Regions from separate parts of the Homo sapiens genome. Here regions 2 and 3 are each linked to region 1. The links are chromatin contacts, found by Hi-C or POLR2A ChIA-PET in ENCODE. All regions are on one chromosome and are shown on one strand. Each heading gives the region's core, a stretch centred on a gene start or an enhancer-like site at or near the end of the contact. The rest is flanking DNA. Distances are from core to core; before and after follow the strand shown.

Region 1 (5,108 bases), core at 1,327-3,826:
GTAAATGACTCCAGCTTCCTTTGGAAGTAAAGCGGCCTTGAGAAGAGTTTTTATTAAAGAGGCATTAATGACAGAGGACCCTTGCGTAGTGAGGAAACCTCTTTTTGCCCATATAACAATATGGTGGTGCAGGATATGGAAGGCATATTTAGAGTTGTATAAATATTGACATGTAGTCCCTTTGCAAAAGTGAGGGCTCGAGTTAAGGCAATGAGTTCAGCTTGCTGAGAGGTAGTGGAGAGGGGCAGAGCAGTAGCCTCAATGATAGATGTGGAAGATACTATAGCATAGCCTGCCTTTGCTGGTGTGTGGCAATTAGGCCTGGTAGAACTACCATCAATAAACCAAGTGTGATCAGGGTGAGGAACAGGAAAGAAGGAAATACGGGGAAATGGGGTGAATGTCAGGTGGATCAGAGAGATACAGTCATGGGGGTCAGGTGTGGTATCAGGAATAATGTGGGAGGCTGGATTGAAGTCCTGGCCAGGAACAATGGTAACTGTGGGAGACTCAACAAAGAATGAGTACAGCTGAAGGAGCCGGGGAGCAGAAAGTATACGTGTTAGATGTGAGGAAGAAAATAGATTTATGAGAACTGTAGAGAGTGAGTTGAGCATAGTTTGTGATTTTGAGGGCCTGTAAAAGTATTAGGGCAGTGGCAGCCACTGCACGGAGACATGATGGCCAGCCTAAAACAGTAAGTCAAGTTGTTTGGACAAAAAGGCTACAGGGTGCGGTCCTGGTCCTTGTGTAAGAATTCTGACTGTACAGCCCTGCACTTCGGCTGTGTGTAATGAAAAGGGTCGGGATGAGTCATGGAGAGCTAGTGTGGGAGCTGTGTTTTAAGGAATGGAAAGGGGAGAGGAGAAAGGATTTAGGATCTATGGGGTCAGCTAGGTTTATCTAGAACAGAATAATGGGTTGTGGAGGGAGGTATTGAGGATAGGAGAGTATATGGGTTTGGCACCACAGGGTGGATAGGCAAAACAATTTGGTCGATATGGCGCAGATCCTGAACTAACCTGTAAGGCTTATCTGGTTTTTGGACAGGTAAAATGGGGGAATTGTAAGGAGAGTTTATAGGCTTTAAAAGGCCATGCTGTAACAGGTGAGTGATAACAGGATTTAATCCTTTTAAAGCATGCTGTGGGATGGGATACTGGCATTGAGCGGGGTAAGGGTGATTAGGTTTTAATGGGATAGTAATGGGCGTGGATAGTTCACCAGGGAGGGAGTAGAGGTGTCCCATACCTGTGGATTAAGGTGAGGAGATAAAAGAGAAGGACGTGAAGGAGGCTTTGAACTGGGGAAAAGGGCAGCAACGAAATGTGGCTGTAGCCTAGGATTAGTCAGGGAAGCAGATAATTTAGTTAAAATGTCTCGACCTAATAAGGGAGCTGGGCAGGTGGGGATAACTAAAAAGGAGTGCATAAAAGAATATTGTCCAAGTTGGCACCAGAGTTGGGGAGTTTTAAGAGGTTTAGAAGCCTGGCCATGAATACCCACAACAGTTATGGAGGCAAAGGAAATAGGCCTTTGAAAAGAAGGTAATGTGGAGTTGGTAGCCTCCATATTGATTAAGAAGGGTGACTTACCCTCCACTGTAAGAGTTACCCAAAGTGTCCGTGATGGCCCGGGAGGCTTCGAAGGTGATCAGACAGCATCAGTCTTCAGCCGCTAAGCTGAGAAGATCTGGGAAGGAGTCAGTCAGAGAGTCTTGGGCCAGAGATCCCAGAGCTCTGGGAGTGACTGCGAGGCGAGTGGGACAGTCTGATTTTCAGTGGGGTCCTGCACAGATGGGACACGGCTTAGGAGGAATCCCGGGCTGTGGGCATTTCTTGGCCCAGTGGCCAGATTTCTGGCACTTGAAGCAAGATCCTGATGAAGAAGGTCCTGTAGGAATGCTTGACCACTGCGGTTTAGGCATGTGCGGCTTAGGCATTTTGAAGTTCTCGTGTGCTGGAGGTGCAGCTGGGTTTTGTCTCACAGCAGAGGCAAGTAATTGTAACTTTTCTCTATTATTGTACACCTTGAAGGCAAGGTTAATTAAGTCCTGTTGTGGGGTGACGTGCACCTGTAATCCCAGCTATTCAGGAGGCTGAGGCAGGAGAATAGCTTGAACCAGGGAGGTGGAGGTTGCAGTGAGCCGGGATCACGCTACTGCACTCCAGCCTGGGCGACAGAGTGAGACTCCATCTCAAAAAAAAAAAAAAATTATTCTTTGTTCATTTCCTGACCCATGATAACCGAACCCCTGGTATTTTTCGCGTGGGTCCTGTCCACCTGATGGTAGTCAGGACTGTCCCTTACCGGGATTTTCTTAAAATTGATGAGCTCTCCTCCTTTCACGCATAACTTCAAGGCGATCACGTCGGGTGCACCACTTGCAGAGTTTATAGCTTGCAGTGAACGCCAAGAATGAGTTCTTAGACAATTCCAGCTGAGTGGGGCCGGGGGAATGGGGGGGGCATTTCTTCTAAGAGAACCCGCCCCAGCATCCGTCTGCCAAGTATTTATTGAAAGTGCTTGTTAAACCACAAACATCCACTAGATGGCTTTTTGAGGTCGGGTCGTGAGACACCTGCGGCCTCGTAAAAGCACTCAAACCGCATTCTCAGGAGGCTGTTTTCAGCGTTCCTTATCACACCACACACTCCACTCCCTGTCCTGTTTTCAGGGTCAAGGAATTTCATTCTCACGCACAAATAACATACACACAGTGCCTCAGTATTCTTCCATGCCCCGACCTCAGATGCCATGTACATAAGCTTGAATATGTTGCTGTGCACCCCCCACACTCAAGTGTCCCCACCCCTTTAAATATGTTGTGTGGGGCTAGTTCTTCCATTGCCCATGAAAGATAACTCAGGCAGGCCACAGAGCATACCTGCTCAATCCTTGGAACAAAAAAAAAAATCCTCCAAGCATCATTCTGAATTACGTTTTTTCTCTCGGCCAGCTCCGACTGAGTGGTTTGACATGGGAAGCTGCCAGTGTGAAACTGGCAGAGTGGCTGGCTTCCTCAAGAATTTCTTTCTTGCCTTCCTGTGTCTGACTCTCCACCCTCTCCCTCACAGCCAGAAGCAGAGGAGGTGAGGGGGACAAAATGCTTTACCTGACGGCCATACACTGGAAGTGGTTTTGGTTTCCTCTGGCTGTGGTGGATGTTCAAATTGACTTTTGCTCTTGTGCGATGTTTGTGTGTCTTTTATAAACTCCCAGTAGCTGAATATCTCTCACTTATACTCTGTAGCCCAAACTTTGAATTATATTATTTTATTTTTTAACTTTTACTTTAGGTTCAGGGGTACATGTGTAGGTTCCTTATATAGGTAAAGTGTGTGTCATGGGGCTTTGGTGTACAGGTAATTTAATCACCCAAGTAACAAGCATAGTACCTGATAGGTCCCACCTTGAATTTGTCTAGGTGTTAGATTGGCTGCAGTTCTCTACCACTTCCTGTTATCTGAGGCCTTTACAGTGTGCCTTGGTGGCTAGTCACTCTCACCAAAAGGTAGAGTTTAGGAGGGCATGGTGGCTCCCACCTGGAATCCCAGCTACTTGGGAGGCTGAGACAAAAGGATCACTTGAACCCAGGAGGTCGAGGCTGCAGTGAACCATCCATGTTCATGCCACTGCACTCTAGCCTGGGCAACAGAGAAAGATCCTGTCTCAAAACAAACAAAAAAACATGGCAAAACCCTGTCTCTACTAAAAATACAGAAATCAGCCGGTGGTGGCATGCACCTGTAATCACAGCTATTGGCTGAGGCATGAGAATGGCTTGAACCTAGGAGGTGGAGGTTGCATTGAGCCGAGATCATGCCACTGCACTCCAGGCTGAGCGATGGAGAGAGACTCTGTCTCAAAAAAAAAAAAAAAAAAAAAGTTTGATAACACACTCAGCTGATGGGGTGGGGAAAGGAAACTGGTACTGTCACACATTGCCGACAGGAAGGAAGGTACACTGGTGCGGCTTCTACAGAAAGCATTTTAAAAATATCTACCCAAATCAAGTATTTACGTATTCTTTGACCTAGCAATTCTACTTCAAAGAACATACATTTACACTAGACATTTTTTTTTTGAGATGGAGTCTTGCTCTAGAGTGCGGTGGCACAATCTCAGCTCACTACAACCTCCGCCTCTGCCTCCCAGGTTCAAGCAGTCTTCCTGCCTCAGTCAGCCTCCTGAGTAGCTGGGATTACAGGTGCGCACCACCACGCACAGCTAATTTTTGTATTTTTTGTAGACAGGGTTTTACCATGTTAGCCCGGCAAGTCTTAAACTCCTGACCTCAAGTGATCCACCTGCCTTGGCCTCCCAAAGTGCTGGGATTATAGGTGTGAACCACCACGCCTGGCCTACACTGGACATTTTTGAGAGTCAAGGGAGCACTATAACAAACAAGGGGTCGGGTGCGGTGGCTCACTCCTATAATCCCAGCACTTTGGGAGGCCAAGGTAGGTGGATCACTTGAGCCCAAGAATTTGAGACTACTCTGGGTAACATATTGAGAGAACTCATCTCCATTAAATTAAATTTAAAAAAAAAAAAAAAAAAAGAGGCTGGGCGTGGTGGCTCAAGCCTGTAATCTCAGCACTTTGGGAGGCCAAGTCAGAAGGATCATGAGGTCAGGAGTTCGAGACCAGCCTGGCCAATATGGTGAAACCCCATCTCTACTAAAAATACAAAAATTAGCCAGGCATGGTGGTGTGCGCCTGTAGTCCAAGTTACTTGGGAGGCTGAGGCAGAAGAAAAACTTAAACCTGTGAGGTGAAGGTTGCAGTGAGCCGAGATTGGGCCACTGCACTCCAGCCTGGGCAACAGAACAAGACTCCGACTCCGAAAAAAAAAAAGAAGGAAGCACCTCTCTGTTTGATTTCAAGGTATTAAGTGAGGAAAAGCAAGGAAAAGAGTAGTGATCATGTATTTATATGTATGTATACATTTATACATATACACTTATATATATTAATACATGCTTATATATATAGACTCTATCTCTGCAAGTGCAGCAGATGTAGGTTGGTGGGAGGCTGACACGTGTACAATTTTGGATACCTGTTTTAAGAGAAAGAATACCAAAAGTATCCCAGCACTTTGGG
Region 2 (5,108 bases), core at 1,197-3,696, 180 kb after region 1:
GAGGTTCACTTGGGTACAAACACCAGCGTCACACAGGTTAATGCAGACGTGTACACAGACTGGCACATGGCTGCCCAGCAGAGGCACACGGTGGGGGAGAAGCAAACACACACGCATGGGCACATAGACACTGCCAGTCTGTACATCCTGAGTCACCCTGATGGGGCCAAGGTGCTCAGAGGAGAGGTGAGCCTGGGCCTGAGGTTAGAGGGTGGGGGGTGCCTCCATCCTGCTCACACTTTCTTCCTTGTCTCCCCCTGAAGACACAGCAAGGCCGGACGGTGCTGGAGGTGCGAACGCCTGTGCTGGAGCAGCTGCCAGTGCTGGATGCCTCCTTCTCAGACCTGGGAGCCCCACCGAGGCGGGGAGGGGTGCTGCTGGGGCCTGTCTGCTTCATGGGATAGGACCGTCTCTGTCTGATCCTGTCCATTCGGAACCAGGCCCACCTGGAATCCCACAACATCAGCTCTGTGCCACCTCCCAAGAGGGCTCCTCACTATCTAGGGAGCCCTGGGCCAGGGCGTGGAGAGCCCTCAGTCGGGGCAGGCCAGGGGAGGGGTGAAGTGGTTGCCTGGACACCCCACGGGAGGAGTGGCATCTGGGGCTCTTGGCCCTCCCACCTGGAGCCTGTTACCCGTTAGAGAGCTGAGACCCTTATTTAAAACTCACCTCCCAATCACCCCAAACAAATGGAAGAGAAGAGAAAGGACATGGCGTATTTTGTATTTAAAAGTAATTGTATTAATTATTTAAAGTGTGGAAAGCAAAATAACAAAAAAGAGAAACGCCAACAAAAATCAGCAGATGTTGAAGACAGGGGTCTCGGGGGTGGGCTCCGGCACCCACATCCTGGAGTCAGGACTTTCCTCAGTGACTGTGTGTAGGGGGGTTTCAGGGCTGAACCCCACCTCCCTCCCACCTTCCTCCCACCTCACCTGTCGCACCCACTGTGAAAGTTGGAATATGTGGTCTCCCTGGCCTCAGGGCTCTGACTCTGCCAGGGTGGGGCTCTCTAACCCACAGGTGTTGGCTGCCTGGCCCATGTGCCCACTGTCTCTTCCACTTGGTCTGGGTTTGGCAGGCACTGCCTGCTACTTGAGGGCCAGGATGCTCCCCCAGGGAAGAAACGGAATAGTGTGGGGTGTGTGCAGGGCTGCATCCCGCAGATGGCTGGAATATTAAAATTCTTCTATATTGGCTGGTAAATTGCCATGGCCCTGAGCCACTGAGTATGTTCATTGCCACCCCTGTCCCTCCCCTGGGCACCCCTCACTTTCCCTGATCCTGCAATTAAAGGGTTAATGTGTGGCATATGGAAGGGACTCCCAGGACCCTGTGCCCAGCTTCCATGCTGACTGATGGTTAAATAATGTGATTGTCTCCTCCCAGGTGTCTGTGTCACTGCTTGTGTTGTTATTTCAGTCTCCCCCGACACCCATCTGATGCTTCCTCTTCCCAGCTAAGTGGTTACCAGAATTGTATGGCTTAATCCAGATACCCTGCAAGCCCTGTCCAGCTGGGGTGTCAGGGCCCAGAGTTTACAAAGCCTGGGTGACTAGCATAAAATTACAAACAATGCCCCAGGGACACCAGGTAGGGGTTTGGGGTCCCTATGGCTCCAGTTTCTGACACGGGTGTGCGATTGCTTCTGGGTGTGGGTGGGACGGTGCTACATAGCCCAGTCTAATCTCTGTAAATGGGGAGGCTGAGGCCCACTTCCAAGACATTTACTGCATCTGTACCTCTGGTCACCTTATCCCTCCCCATCAGCCTTGTGCTGTGCTGTCATGAAGACAGGGCTGTGGCCAAGCCCTCCACACTCACGTGTAGTCACGTGCATACTCGTTGAGTCTTTGTGTTGGGTGGAGTCGCACAGTCCCTGCCTGTGTCCCCCCACTCTTGACTGTCCCCCACTTCCCTAGCCTCCCTCTCCTGGGCACTCAGAAGCTCTGCTCCCTCCGGGTTAGGTGTCCAAGAAGTCCTCTCTTCCAAGGCTGGCCGCGCAGCCGGGACCCCCTAGCTGGTGCCCATGGGGCTTCACATTCCCAAGCAGTATTGCCTGGCTCCTGCCTGTCAGGGCGCTGCATTAAAACGTGTTCCAGGGCCTCATCCCAATTTCCTCTTCCTCAACCCTCTTCCTCGCGGGCGCCAGAATCAAGAGTGCGTGCCTTTGTGTCCCGGTTTCGCATCCGCGGCCTCGGGGCGGGCCTGGCAGGGCTGCCCTTCACCCCGAGCCCGAGCCCGGGTAGGCTGCGCCCCCGCCCCTCCTCCCCGTACTTCTTCCTCCCAGCGTGTCCCCGACAGCATCGGCTTGGCCGTCCCGGTCCCAACCCATTCTCGATCGCAGGAAGCCCCACGTGGGCGTCTAGACGGCCACTCTGGCCCGGGCGGGTGCGCGGAAAAACTTCTCGAGGGTGGAAGCCTCTCCTCGGCGCTGGCGCCTCCGCCTCTGCCGCCCCCTAGTGCCCGCGCTGAGAACGCGGCCCCGCACCGGGTCAGCTGAATAATCCCGGTCCCTCAGACGCCTCTCCCTTGTCACCCGCTGAACCCCCTGACCCCGAAGGCCGAATGGAGGAAGAAGCCCCTGATCTCATCTGTCAGGGGTCCGGTGGTGGATAGGTTTTCTGGGATCACCCATGCTCTCCATCTCAATATCCAAGGCCCAGGGGCTTCAGACACCCCCTTCCCTCCCTCTCAGGGTCACATTAAGAGAAGATCAGATCTAAATAGGTGCCCCCCATCTGTTTCTCCCGCACCCACTCCCAGCCTAGCCGGGCTGGAGTTGAGATTTCTTTGGCGCTCTTTCTGCAGCTGGAGCCAAACCCGCAGAGGTCGCCCCCCGAACAGCAAGAGGACTTTCCCAAAGGTCACGTTTGGTCAGATGCTCTGAGTTCCGAGGGCTTTTCTGCATGGAAACAATGCTGTACAGTCACTCGAATAACATTTATATACGGCGGCTAAGTCCCCAGGCCAATCCACAAAAGCCTATTTAATTACACAGTGCTGCCAACCAACCCCATCTAACAGTTTCACGAGGGAGTCTGTGCCAAGTTGCTGTTGAGGAGGCCAGGCCCACAGCCTTCTCTTGGCAGCTAACTTCTTCCTCCCCTCCAGAAAGCTAGAGCCAGGCTCTAAGGAAGGGTGGGAGGGGTTTAAGGGCAGGGCTGTAGAGGCGGGGTTTTGGGGTGGGGCTGGGTGTGAACAGGGCAAGTGCCCAGGCCTCTGGGCCTGTGGGTAGTGGCAGTGTCTCCATTGGCTGGTGGGCAATGGAGGCTTCTGGGTGGGGTGGGAGGAGATAGGGAAGAGAAAGGCAGAGGCTTTAGGGAACTACTTTGGGTTTGATTGGGGCAGAACATAAACTCTTGTTGGAGGGGCCAAATTCTGAAAAGTATTGACTGCTTATGGAAGGAGTTGAACTTGAACCCAAAAACTAAGAGTCATAGATGGTGTTTGAAAAGGCAAGTGATATGATGGAATTGTGCGCTGGCATGGTGGCGAAGGAGAGGAGGGTTTGGGATGGGGCGCACAGGGAGATCATGTTTTTTTTTGTTTTTTGAGACAGAGTCTCGCTCTGTCGCCCAGGCTGGAGTACAGTGGCGCCATCTCGGCTCACTGCAGCCCCTGCCTCCCAGGTTCAAGCAATTCTCCTGCCTCAGCCTCCCGGATAGCTGGGACTACAGGTGTGCACTGCCACGCCTGGCTAATTTTTGTATTTTTAATAGAGACGGGGTTTCCTCACGTTGGCCAGTATGGTCTTGATCTCTTGACCTCATGATCCTCCCGCCTCGGTCTCCCAACTGCTGGGGTTACAGGCGTGAGCCACCGCGTGGGAGATCATGTATAGAGGGAGGGCTGTGGGGTGGGTCCTCTGGCCTGTCACACCCTTGGAGCTGCTTTTCAGCTTTGGGCTTATATTTTTAGCATCTGTAACTTATGGTTAAAAAATAACTTGTGAAATAAAATAAAAATAACTTACAGACCACTTATATCACTGTACCTGGGAGCACCACATATCCTAGAAGGCCATGGGCTACACAGAGCTGTTCTTGCCCTCCCTTGGCTGTCTTGCATGCTGAGGTTTGTAGTTTTGAATGGACCAGGGCAGGTGGGGGTGGAGATGAGACAGAGGAGGGAGTGAGTCAAAACAAGGCTCTCAGCCTGGGCAACAAAGCAAAACTCCTTCTCTCTCTCTCTTTCTCTCTTTCTTTGAGACAGGGTCTCTGTCACTCAGGCTGGAGTGGAGTGGCAAGATCAAGGTTCACTGCAGCCTCGACCTCCGTGGGTTCCAGCCATCCTCCCACCTCAGCCTCCCGAGTAGCTGGGTCTCCAGGCATGTACCACTAGTTTTTGTATTTTTTGTAGAGATGGGATTTTGCCCTGTTTCCCAGGCTGGTCTAGAACTCCTGGGCTCAAGAGATCTGCCCATCTCGGCCTCCCAAAGTGCTGAGATTACAGGTATGAGCCATCACGCACGGCCCTTTTTCTCTACAAAAAAATAATTTAAAAATTAGCTGGGCATGGTGGCATGTGCCTGTAGTTGCAGCTACTCAGGAGACTCAGGCAGGAGGTTCACTTGAGCCCAGGAGTTTGAGGTTGCAGTGAGCTATGCTCTTGCCACTGCACTCCAGCCTGGGTGACAGAGAGATACCCCATCACAAACAGACAAACAAACAAACAAAGGGCTCCAGCTGCCTCAGAAATAAGTTTCTGTGTAGTAGCTGGTGGCCACCTTGTTTTGTGGTTGTTTAGCCCATTTTCCTGCAAGTGTGGTGTGGTCAGCAGGGAGCATCAGGGCCACACTGGAGCTTCTTTCTGTCGAGCTGTGCAGTTCACAGACTGTACATGTGTAGGCCATAGCTATGTTTCTCAACTCAAACCTAGAGTAAGCAGAAGTCACCTTAAGTGCTTATAACTGGCCTTCTGTTATCTTTTCTTTCATCTTCAGAGTAGTTTCATGGGAACTGGCACTGACAGCAGACTGCCATCTCAGTAGGGAAGACCTGTCCTGCTAGTCCTTGAATAAAGACCAAGGATATCTACATGGGCTTCTCCTTTAGGGCTCTCCCCACACGGCCAGGATGGTAGAATGAACACAGCTCTCAGCTTCA
Region 3 (5,108 bases), core at 1,710-4,209, 160 kb before region 1:
GATCTCAGCTCACTGCAACCTGTGTCTTCTGGGCTCAAGAAATTCTCCCACCTCAGCCTCCCAAGTAGCTGGAACTATAGGCGTGTACCACTATGCCTGGCTAATTTTTGTATTTTTAGTAGAGACGGGGTTTCACCATGTTGGCCAGGCTGGATGGCCTTTCTTAAATAAACATTTTGTTTCAGAATAAAAATAAATAAAATATGGAAAATATGGCCAGGTGTGTGGCTCATACCTGTAATCCCAGCACTTTGGGAGGCCAAAGCGGGTAGATCCCCTGAGTCCAGGAGTTCGAGACCAGCCTGGGCAATATGGCAAAATCCCGTCTCTATAGAAAATAAGAAAATTAGCTGGGCATGGTGGCTCATGCCTCTGGTTGCAGCTATTCATGAAGCTAAGGTGGGAGGATCACCTGAGCCCAGGAGGTCAAGGCTGCTCCTGTAAGCCATGATCACATCCAGCCTGAGTAAGCCCCTGTCTCAAAAAAAAAAAAAAAAAAAGGAAATATATGGGCATTGTTTGCTAATTATTGGTTACTAATATCTTTTTTTTCCTTTTGGTTACAAGTAACAGCTAGTATCTTTCATAGTTATGTTTTCAGGATTAGGGCTGTGCTTAACTGACCTTTCCATAATGTCTATATTTCTTTTGAAATTTGACACATTTTCTAAAAAAGTCCACATGTTTTGTAAAGCACAAATTTAAAACAATTTTTTAACCTATTTTTGGCCAATAGTTATAGGCAAATAGTTCCTATCTAACTGAATAGTCTTTTTTGACTATTAAAGCCTAGCTCCAATGGCTTTATTGGATCATACACACTGAAAAGCGTGTATCATCTTGGAATATTTGAGAAGTGTCTGTTTCATTGCTTACTGTTTTACCAATTGCAAAGTTTTTTCTAAGTGATGTTTATTTCACACTTTTGGAGGGAGGAGAATGTCCCACAGCCAGTCACTTGGGGCCTTGTTTCCAGAAGTGGAGTCCTGGAAATAACCACATCTGTGAGCAGTGGGTGTCTCATGGTATAATGTTACGGTCAGTGTGGCCTAGAAGTGAGCTCCAGCACCCTGCCACCCTCCCGACACAGGACACTAAATATGTAACCAGAAAATAGAAACAAGAATGGCTCCTGTTTCTAGACTACTTAAAAGGAGGGAATCTCTTATTTTTAGATTTAAATTTAAACTTTATTTTTTTTAGAGACAGGGTCTCGTTTTGTCACCCAGGCTGGAGTGCAGTGACACCATCATAGCTCACTGCAACCTTGAACTCCTGGGCTCAAGTGATTCTCTCACCTCAGCCTCCCTAATAGGACTGCAAGCACATGCCACCACACCTGGCTGATTTTTAAACCTTTTTATGGAGACAGGTTCTCCCTATGTTGCCCAGGCTGGTCTTGAACTCTTGAACTCAAGTGATCCTCCCACCTTGGCCTCCCAAAGTGCTGGGATTATAGGCATGAGCCACTGTCGAAAGGAGAGAAACCTTTGCAATGTGAATAGACTTTTCTAAAAGCACACTTGGCTTCATCCCTCAAACTTACTTGATTCTGATGCTTTTTCTCACTCCATAAACTCTTTTACAAAGTTGAATTTACCTGTGTCGTTAAGATAGGTAATTTCCACTGTTAGATCCTTCTTAGAGGTCACTTCCCCTTACCTACTGCTTAATACGACTTTTTTGAGGGGGTGTGATTAAGGACATCATGGGACTAGACTGAGCTTTTTGAAAGCAGGGGCCATTTCTTAGTCATCTTGGGTATCTGCAGCACTTGTTGTGAGTGAAGGAATGAATGAGGATGGAATGAGTGATGCCTGCTCTGCTTTCACATGGCCATAAAGCAGCCATCCAGGTGCCCATTCCCAGGAGGAGGTGGGGTCCATAGTCTCCACCCCCAAGCCCCCACCCCTTCCTGGACCCTGGTGGGAGCCCAAGTGTAAAGCAGCCCAACCCAGGGAAGGGGTTACAGCTGGACAGCCCCCAAAACACAGGAGGGCAGATTGCTCGAGCACCCCAGTCTGAGAACAGTGGGGGCAACATGCCAGAATGGAGGTGAAGGGAACGGAGGGGCAGGGGCGTGAGCTCACCTCCACCCTGTGGCCAAGGAACAGGGGCACAGGGAAAAAGGGAAGGAAACGTCCTGGGCTTAGCAGGAGAGCGCAGACCTGTGAGAGAAAGCGAGGAAGAGCTTGCAATGTTGGGAGGAGAGGCAGGAAAAAAGTTTCCTTTCCTCAGAGGAAAAGGAAGGAGAGCCCAGTTTTAAAAACAAAACCCTCAGCTGCATCCTCTATTACCAAAGATCCCGGGACGCTGATCCTCAACAGCGGAGAGTGGGCTGGGACACAGAGTGGTTCATCCGCCCCCGAACTGCAGACAGCAAGCTGTGGGAGGAGCAGGTTTATGGGCCTTGAAACCCTCTGAGATGGGAGAGATAATTTCCATAAAATCCAGGATTGCTAGAGAGTCGCAGACTTGCTTCTCTAAATGGCTGAAAATAGAAAGTAGGAAGTGAAATTAATAGAGCTGGGAATGAGAAAGAAACAAGGCCATGTGTGCGTATCTTTAAAGCTAGAAAATAATAACCACATCTTCTGAACATATTACATTCCCGATGCCGAACTAAGCAATTTGCACTTATTTAATCCTCATATAACAATCTAAGAAGACGGATATTACAATCTTGTTTTATTGGTGAGGAAATTCTCTCAGAGAAGTTGTTACCACACCTGTAATCCCAGCACTTTGGGAGGCCGAGACGGGCAGATCACCTGAGGTCGGGAGTTTGAGACTAGCCTGACCAACATGGAGAAACCCCGTCACTACTAAAAATAGAAAAATTAGCCAAGCATGGTGGCACATGCCTGTAATCCCAGCTACTCGGGAGGCTGAGGCAGGAGAATCACTTGAACCCCGGAAGCGGAGGTTGTGGTGAGCCGAGGTCGCGCCCTTGCACTCCAGCCTGGGCAACAAGAGCGAAACTCTGTCTCAAAAAAAAAGAAGTTAAGTTACTTGCCCGAAGCCACATAGCTGAGCCCAGTTCCAGCTGACTCAAAAGGGTACGAATTTAGTCACTATGTCGGTTAATTTCAAACTTTGTTTCTTTGTTTGTTTTTGAGACAGATTTTGCTCCTGTTGCCTAGGCTGGAGTGCAATGGTGCAATCTCGGCTCACTGCACCCTCCGCCTCCCGGGTTCAGGCGATTCTCCTGCCTCAGCCTCCTAAATAACTGGGATTACAGGCATGTGCCACCACACCCAGCTAATTTTTTGTACTTAGTAAAGATGGGGTTTCACCATGTTGGTCAGGCTGGTCCTGAACTCCTGACCTCAGGTAATCCACCCACCTTGGGCCTCCCAAAGTGCTGGGATTACAGGCGTGAGCCGTGCCTGGCCTGCTTTCAAACTTTTTTGACTAGGACCCACAGTAAGAAATATATTTTAGACAGGGCCCAGTGGCTCACGTCTGTAATCCCAGCACTTTGGGAGGCCGAAGCAGGCAGATCACCTGGGGTCAGGAGTTCAAGACCAGCCTGGCCAACATGGCGAAAACCCATCTCTCCTAAAAATACAAAAACTAACTGGGCCTGCTTTCAAACTTTTTTGACTAGGACCCACAGTAAGAAATATATTTTAGACAGGGCCCAGTGGCTCACGTCTGTAATCCCAGCACTTTGGGAGGCCGAAGCAGGCAGATCACCTGGGGTCAGGAGTTCAAGACCAGCCTGGCCAACATGGCGAAAACCCATCTCTCCTAAAAATACAAAAACTAACTGGGCGTGGTGTTGAACGCCTGTAATCCCAGCTATTCAGGAGGCTGAGGCAGGAGAATTGCTTGAACCTGGGAGACAGAGATTGCAGTGAGCCAAGATCGCGCCACTGCACTCCAGTGTGGGTGACAGAGTGAGACTCTGTCTCAAAAAAAAAAAGGAAAGATATTTTAGATTCTAAGCCAGCACACATACATATAATTGATAACTAAAAGGAAAATTTTTATAAAATGCATGTACCCTTACTACTTATTATTTAAAGAAGAACCTTAGTCAATAAAATTTAGCAGAGTTTATTTGAGCAAATAATGATTCATGCTAGGTGTGGTGACTAATGCCTGCAATCCAGCACTTTGGGAGGCTGAGGTGGGAGGATCACTTGAACCCAGCAGTTTGAGACCAGTCTGGGCAATATAGTAAAACCCTGTTTCTAAAAACAAACAAACACGCAAACAAAAAAACGCTCTTCCATCACTTGAGGTCAGGAATTCGAGACCAGGCTGACCAACATCATGAAACCATATCTCTATTAAAAATACAAAAAAATTATTCAGGCATGGTGGTGCACACCCGTAGTCCCAGTTACTCGGGAGGCTGAGGTGGGAGAATCACTGGAACCTGGGAGGCAGAGGTTGCAGTGAGCTGAGATCGTGCCATTGCACTCCAGCCTGGGCAACAGAGTAAGACTTTGTCTCAAAAAAAAAAAAAAAAAAGAGAGAGAGAGAATCCATGAAAGAGTGGTTTGTAAAAAAAGCACTCACAAGTGTAAGTTGTAATTTATATCTTATGTATAATTTTTTTATGGGGGACAGAGTCCTGTTCTGTTGCCCAGGCTAGAGTGCAGTGGCGAGATCTCGGCTCACTGCAACTTCCACCTCCCAGGTTCAAGTGATTCTCCTGCCTCAGCCTCCCAAGTAGCTGGCATTACAGATGCGTGCCACCACACCTTGCTAATTTTTATATTTTTAGTAGAGACGGGGTTTCACCATGTTGGCCAGGCTGGTCTTGAACGCCTGAACTCAAGTGATCCACCCGCCTTAGCCTCCCAAAGTGCTGGGATTACAGGTGTGAGCCATATCGCCTGGCCTATATCACATATATATAATTGCCTCTGTCCCCTCCACTAGAATGTGAACCCTTCAAGAGTGGAGAATTCTTTCATTCGCTACCTTGTATTTCCAGCACTTAGCCTAGGGCCAGCCATTTAGATGCTCCTCAATACATTTTGGAGGAATGCTATCATTAATTAATCAATATCTGCCTGAAAGAGGACTCTGGGGGCATGGGCCAGGGCTTCAGCCTTAGTCGTCTTATGTTCAGCATTTTTCTCAGCTACTTG

What was found. A loop is a pair of places that touch in the nucleus more often than their neighbours do. ChIA-PET counts read pairs that join two places held with the same protein, here RNA polymerase II (POLR2A). Pooled maps may share reads with other maps.
Region 2: a pooled map shows a loop between it and region 1 (5-fold over the local background). The contact joins two enhancer-like sites. A Hi-C loop is called at or near these places in 9 of 50 pooled maps. POLR2A ChIA-PET finds 5 or more read pairs at or near these places in 3 of 52 experiments (GM12878, activated T-cell and naive thymus-derived CD4-positive, alpha-beta T cell).
Region 3: a pooled map shows a loop between it and region 1 (3-fold over the local background). The contact joins two enhancer-like sites. A Hi-C loop is called at or near these places in 2 of 50 pooled maps. POLR2A ChIA-PET finds 5 or more read pairs at or near these places in 2 of 52 experiments (GM12878 and OCI-LY7).

The regions. Positions count from the first base shown.
Region 1 is chr6:33,342,864-33,347,971 of GRCh38, reverse strand. No RefSeq gene overlaps it. Among named protein-coding and RNA genes, the nearest start is that of SMIM40, 16 kb to the right of the region's middle. RefSeq lists a silencer at 693-893. Within about 2 kb of position 2,576, at least 12 of the 41 ENCODE cell types and tissues checked have a DNase peak (open chromatin) inside an H3K27ac peak, as active enhancers do; they include GM12878, where a contact is called at or near this core.
Region 2 is chr6:33,158,974-33,164,081 of GRCh38, reverse strand. It overlaps COL11A2 (collagen type XI alpha 2 chain), which reads left to right. Exons shown (of 66, transcript NM_080680.3): 66 at 264-1,388. The coding sequence ends at 404. Among named protein-coding and RNA genes, the nearest start is that of HCG24, 18 kb to the right of the region's middle. RefSeq lists an enhancer at 1-182. Within about 2 kb of position 2,446, at least 11 of the 41 ENCODE cell types and tissues checked have a DNase peak (open chromatin) inside an H3K27ac peak, as active enhancers do.
Region 3 is chr6:33,506,447-33,511,554 of GRCh38, reverse strand. No RefSeq gene overlaps it. Among named protein-coding and RNA genes, the nearest start is that of ZBTB9, 54 kb to the right of the region's middle. Within about 2 kb of position 2,959, at least 4 of the 41 ENCODE cell types and tissues checked have a DNase peak (open chromatin) inside an H3K27ac peak, as active enhancers do; they include GM12878, where a contact is called at or near this core.